Linked DNA regions of Homo sapiens: region 1 is linked to region 2. Evidence: read pairs that join two places in POLR2A ChIA-PET (ENCODE). Cell type or tissue: A673. All regions are shown on one strand. Links, peaks and the distances in the headings refer to the core of each region. The heading gives the core; the rest is flanking DNA.

Region 1 (2,909 bases), core at 272-2,771, 180 kb before region 2:
CTAGCCACTCAGTCACCCCTGCTATTGGCTTATGACTTCCAAATCTGTCATCTCCAGTTCATGTTTTTTTTCCTGAAATCTAAAGGCATATATTCAACTGTGTACCAGACATCTCTGTTTTGGATATCACAGTTTCCTCAAACTCAGCATGTACAAAATAGAATTCATCGTTGTTCCCTGACAACTTCATTCTGTTCCTGTTTTTCCTATAACCTACTGATTACCCAAGCTAAAATCCTGCATCTTGGCCTTGATGATGCTTCCCCCAATATTTAGTCCCTTAGTACCAAGTTGTACTATTTGACTTTCTTAAAATATTTCTCAACTCACTTTCCTCCTATGCTCCATTGACTGTCTCACTCGAGACTATCTGGATTACTGTAAAAGCCTCTTGACCAATCTTTCTGCCTATACTTTTGTCACTGAAAAACTACCACTAGGTTGAATTCCTTTTTTTCTTTTTTTAATAGAGATGGGATCTCCCTGTTTCCCAGGCTGGTCTCGAACTCCTGGGCTCAAGCAATCCTCCTGCCTCAGCCTCTCAAAGTGCTGGGAGTGAGCCATTGTGCCAGGCTGTAGGTTGAACTTCAAAATGAAAATTTATCTGTGGCATTCCACTGCTTAAAATTTTTCCTTGACTTGCTGTTGCCTTGGGATAAACTCCAGACCCCTAAGTGTGATCTACTTCTTACCCTCACTGTCAGTTGAGTTATTCCCAACAAAGGTGATGTGCCGCTTTACATTTCACAAGCTCTTCACTTTATCATCAGTATCTTTCATCTCTCCTTCTCTCCTCCCTTCTGCCAGCTTATTACTCCTTTCATCCTTTCAGACCAACTCTAGCTTGGACTTCATGAAGCAATTCCTGGGCCTGGCTATAAGTGTTCTTATTCCCTATATCTGGGTCTCCCTCCTGGGGTGCTGTCTTTGCATCCTGTGCTATAACCTTTACCATAATGTCATTTATTTTGTCTGTCCCCACTCCCAAACTATGTAATGGGAAGGTCAGTCCTCCTGCGTCCCCAGGATCTATTGTGGTATTAGATGTCAGTGAGAGGAGCTGAGTTGATGTGAAATGAAGTGACCTGACTGACAGTGGTCAGGTGTTGCTGTTGACACACAGAAATGGAACACAGCCATTTAACTAGCACAAGATAGGGACTAGCACAAGATTTAGCTAGCACAAGATAGGGACTACATTTGCGGTTTTTCAAGCTCTCTTTTTTTGTTTTTTTGGGAGAGTCTCACTCTGTTGCCCAGGCTGGAGTGCAGTGGTGCAGTGGTGCAATCTCGGCTCACCGCAGCCTTCACCTCCCAGGTTCAAGTGATTCTTGTGCCACGTGGTAGCTCATGCCTGTAATCCCAGCTACTTCGGAGGCTCAGGCACAAGAATCACTGGTCTCGAACTCCTGGGCTCAAGTGATCCGCCTATCTCGGCCTCTCAGAGTTCTGGGATTACAGGTGTGAGCCACCATGCCAGGCCTCAACCCCTCTTCTTTATCATAGGTATTGCGAGTTAGATGTTCTGATAGGAGACTTCTTCACAACTTGCAAACCTGCTCCTTCTTCCCGTAGGTATTTACATGAGGAATTTCCAGAGTCCTGGTCAGTTCCCAGGTTGGCTGAAGGCTTTGATGTCAGCACTGATGTGATCCGAAGAGTTTTAAAAAGCAAGTTTTTACCCACATTGGAGCAGAAGCTGAAGCAGGATCAAAAAGTCCTTAAGAAAGCTGGGCTTGCCCACTCGCTGCAGCACCTCCGGGGCTCTGGAAATACCTCAAAGCTGCTCCCTGCAGGCCACTCTGTATCAGGCTCTTTGCTTATGCCAGGGCATGAAGCCTCATCTAAAGACCCAAATCACAGCACAGCTTTGAAAGTGATAGAGTCAGACACTCACAGGACAAATACACCAAGGAGAAGGAAGGGAAGAAATAAAGAAATCCAGGACCTGGAGGAGAGCTTTGTGCCTGTTGCTGCACCCCTAGGTCATCCAAGAGAGCTGCAGAAGTACTCCAGTGATTCTGAGAGCCCCAGAGGAACTGGCAGTGGTGCGTTGCCAAGTGGTCAGAAGCTGGAGGAGTTGAAGGCAGAGGAGCCAGATAACTTCAGCAGCAAAGTAGTGCAGAGGGGCCGAGAGTTCTTTGACAGCAACGGGAACTTCCTGTACAGAATTTGAGTCGGGGCTTGGCTTATGGAGATGCCTCGTGAAACACAGCTGGGCAAGTATTAATGTATATGGAACAGCCTGGATTTCTGCATATGGATAAGCCACCTTGGAATAGGAAGAGGTGTTGAGCCTGGACTGTGGGAGGAAAGAGCTGCGTGGATAGATTCAAACTTCCTGTGGTAGTGCTCCCAGTCTGACCTCTGTAGACCTTCAGTACTCACTCTTCTTGCTTAGGCTCTCTGTGTGTTGAAAGCCATCCCGTGTTGCATGTGTTGTTACAATTTTCTGTGATACTTGCAATTTATGTTTGAGAAGAAGTGAAAAGTTTGCCTTCTGACCTCATTTCCTTCTTGATCAGTGAACACTAACATTTTGGGGACAACTTAGTCAATTGGTTTTCCTTACAACAAAATAAAGTAAAATGTAGCAGTCTGCCTCTTTGGTGCTCTTTGGGGTGGGATGGTTTACCTGTGAACCTTGGAGAGAGGGAAGGACAAAGGCAGAAAGGAAGGATCCCTGGTCAGTAAACATTGGGAGAGAGATGGAACCAGAGGAATTTCCCAGCAAAGGGCTCTGTGCAGAGCATCCTGCTTAGTGAGGGATTCTGACAACTGAAAACTGGACGCCTTTCTTTTAGTTGCTGGGGTTCTGGCAGAGATTGGGAAATGAGGGGTTGGCAGAAAATACAAAGCAGGCAAAGGCTTTAGGGCCCTTATAATCTCCAGCCACATTTTAAAGTTTA
Region 2 (2,909 bases), core at 226-2,725:
ATTGTTAACTATCATCATCCTACTGTGCTATCTAACACTAGACCTATTCCTTGTATCTAATGGTAATTTTGTACCCGTTAGCCAACCTCTCTATGTCCTCCTCCCCACTACCCTTCCCAGCTTCTGGGAACCACCAGTCAACTCTACCTCTGTGAGATCCACTTTTTTAGCTCCCATATATGAGTGAGATCAGGAGGTATTTGCCTTTCTGTGTCTGGCTTATTTCACTTAACATAATGACCTTCAGTTTTTATGGCTGAATAATATTCCATTATGTGTATACACTACCTTTTTTTTTTTTTTTTTTTTTTTTTTTTTTTTTACCATTTATTCATTGATGGACGCTTAGGTTGATTTCATATCTTGGCTATTGTGAATACAGCTGCAGTAAACATGGGAGTGCTGATTTCCTTTCTTTTGGCCATATACCTAGCAATGGGATTGCTGAATCATATGTAGTTTTATTTTAATTTTTTGAGGACTCTCCATCCTGTTTTCCGTAGCGGCTATAGTAATTTATATTCCCATCAACAGTGTATGAGCCCTTTCTCTGCAGCCTTCCCAGCATTTGTTATTTTTTGTCTTTGATAAAAGCCATTTTAATTGGGGTGAGAAAGTATCTCATTGTGGTTTTGATGTGTATTTCCCTGATGATTAATGATGTTGAGCATTTTTTCATATACCTGTTGGCCATTTGTGTGTCTTCTTTTGATAAAAATCTATTCAGCTTATTTGCCCATGTAAAAATTGGATTATTTGTGGGGTTTTTTTTTGTTTTTTTTTTTTTGGCTGTTGTTTGAATTTCTTATATATTATGGTTATTGTTCTCTTCTCAGATGGATCGTTTGCAAATGTTTTCTCCTGTTCTATATGTTGTCTCTTCACTTTGTTGTTGGTTTCCTTTGCTGTGCAGAAGCTTTTTAGCTTGACATAGTCCTGTTTGTCTATTTTTGCTTTCGTTGCTTATGCTTTTAAGGTCTTAGCTAAATGGCTTTGCTTAGACCAGTGTCCTGAAGCATTTCCCCAATGTTTTCTTCCAGTCGCTTCATAGTTTCAGGTCTTAGATTTAAGTCTTTAATCTATTTTGATTTATTTTTGTATATTATGAGAGATAGGGATCTAGCTTTATTCTTCTGCATATGGTTATCCAGTTTTCTCAACACCATTTATTGAAGAGACTGTCTGTCTCAGCCCATTTTACGTGGCTATAAAGGGATACTTGAAGTGGGGTAATTTATTAGCTCACAGCTCTGCAGGCTGTGCAAGAAGCAAGGCACCAGCATCTGCTCAGCTTCTGGTGAGGGCTTTTGTGCTGCATCAAAATATGAAGGAGAAGATCAAAGGGCAAGTGGGCTCATGTGAAGAGAGACTGATCCCCGGGGTAGTGAGTAGGGGTCCTGGCTTTATAACAACCCATTCTAATGAGAACTGATCCGTTCTCCCCAAGAACCAATCCAATCTTGCAAGAGCTCACTACCATGAGAATGGCACAAAGCCGTTGATGAGACATTTGCTCCTATGACCCACACAGCTCCTACTAGGCCCTGCCTCCCAACACCACCACACTGGGGATCAAGTTTCTTCTTTTTTTTTTTCATACCCTTAGGGTGATGTCAGGTATCAGATTTCAATGTGAGATTTGGTAGGGACAAATAAACCAATCCAAACCATAGCACTGTCTTTTCCCTGATGTGTGTTCTTGGTGTCTTTGTCAAAAAATGTTCTCCTCATGGCTGTAAATGTGTGGCTTTGTTTCTGAGTTCTCTATGGTGTTCTGTTGGTCTGTGTGCCCTTTTTTTTTTTTTTTGAGACGGAGTCTCACTCTGTTGCCAGGCTGGAGTGCAGTGGCACAATTTCAGCTCACTGCAACCTCTGACTCCCTGGTTCAAGCGATTCTCCTCTCTCAGCCTCCTGAGGAGCTGGGATTACAGGCACGTGCCACCACACCTAGCTCATTTTTGCATTTTTAGTAGAGACGGGGTTTCACCGTGTTGACCAGGATGGTCTCGATCTCCTGACCTCGTGATCCACCTGCCTTGGCCTCCCAAAGTGCTGGGATTACAAGCGTGAGCCACCGTGCCTGGCCAAGTTACTCCAGTTTTAAAGGTAGAACTGGAGTCAATATAGCCTCACTTTGGCTCGCACACACTTCATGATTTGTTAGGGAAATATCTGGAGGAGGTGAGACTTAAGGGATCGCTAAGATTTGGATGGTGAAAGAGGTGAGAAAAGAACGTCCTAGTGCAGGACAATGAGGGAAAAAGGAGGTGGGAGCGGAAGTACAGGTAGTGAAAGATGTCTTTGAGGAATGGTGGTTAGAATACAAATTTTGTAAATGTTTTGGGCTGAGTTGTGTAAGATCAAGGGGTGGAAAGATTGTAGAAAGCTTTGAATGGTAGCTTAAGAAGCCAGGCAGTAGGAGAAGGAAGAGGTGGTTTAGATGGGAAGTAGTGGTAGCATATAGGATGAATTGAACGGGAAGAAAATAGGGATGAGGAGAACAGTTAGGAGGCTGCTTTTTGAAGAAAACATCTTGATTGAGACATGGTTCACATACCGTACAGTTCACCCTTCTTCAGACAAAGGAGGCTGCTTTTTTAAAGACGAAAGTTCCACTTCAAACTTCATGGCTGATAGCCACAGAATGTGATATTTTTCCCATGAAGATTGGCACCTTCTTCCCCTGAGGGCTCTCTAAGCCCACTGCGTTTCTGACTCCTGTTTTTTACACAGGATTGGCAGCAGTAGCACTGATTAATGCTGCAATCCAGAAGGGTGTTGCTGAGAAGACTGTTTTGGAACTGATGAATCCCGAAGCCCAGCTGCCCCAGGTGTATCCATTTGCCGCCGATCTCTATCAGAAGGAGCTGGCTACCCTGCAGCGACAAAGTCCTGAAGTGAGTTCACTA

What was found. Peaks named below come from ENCODE experiments on the same cell type or tissue, not always from the same donor. Only the 100,000 strongest peaks of a DNase experiment are listed, where the experiment ranks them.
Region 1: POLR2A ChIA-PET joins it to region 2 with 12 read pairs; 4 of 35 experiments call an interaction of 5 or more read pairs at or near these places.

Annotation. Positions count from the first base shown.
Region 1 is chr15:90,269,613-90,272,521 of GRCh38, forward strand. It overlaps NGRN (neugrin, neurite outgrowth associated), which reads left to right. Exons shown (of 3, transcript NM_001033088.3): 3 at 1,576-2,599. The coding sequence ends at 2,176. Among named protein-coding and RNA genes, the nearest start is that of NGRN, 5.4 kb to the left of the region's middle. In A673, for the core only: no CTCF peak of the experiment used is centred there; no DNase peak of the experiment used is centred there.
Region 2 is chr15:90,450,042-90,452,950 of GRCh38, forward strand. IQGAP1 (IQ motif containing GTPase activating protein 1) reads left to right here. Exons shown (of 38, transcript NM_003870.4): 12 at 2,734-2,897. Among named protein-coding and RNA genes, the nearest start is that of IQGAP1, 63 kb to the left of the region's middle. In A673, for the core only: no CTCF peak of the experiment used is centred there; a DNase peak (open chromatin) is centred at 1,580.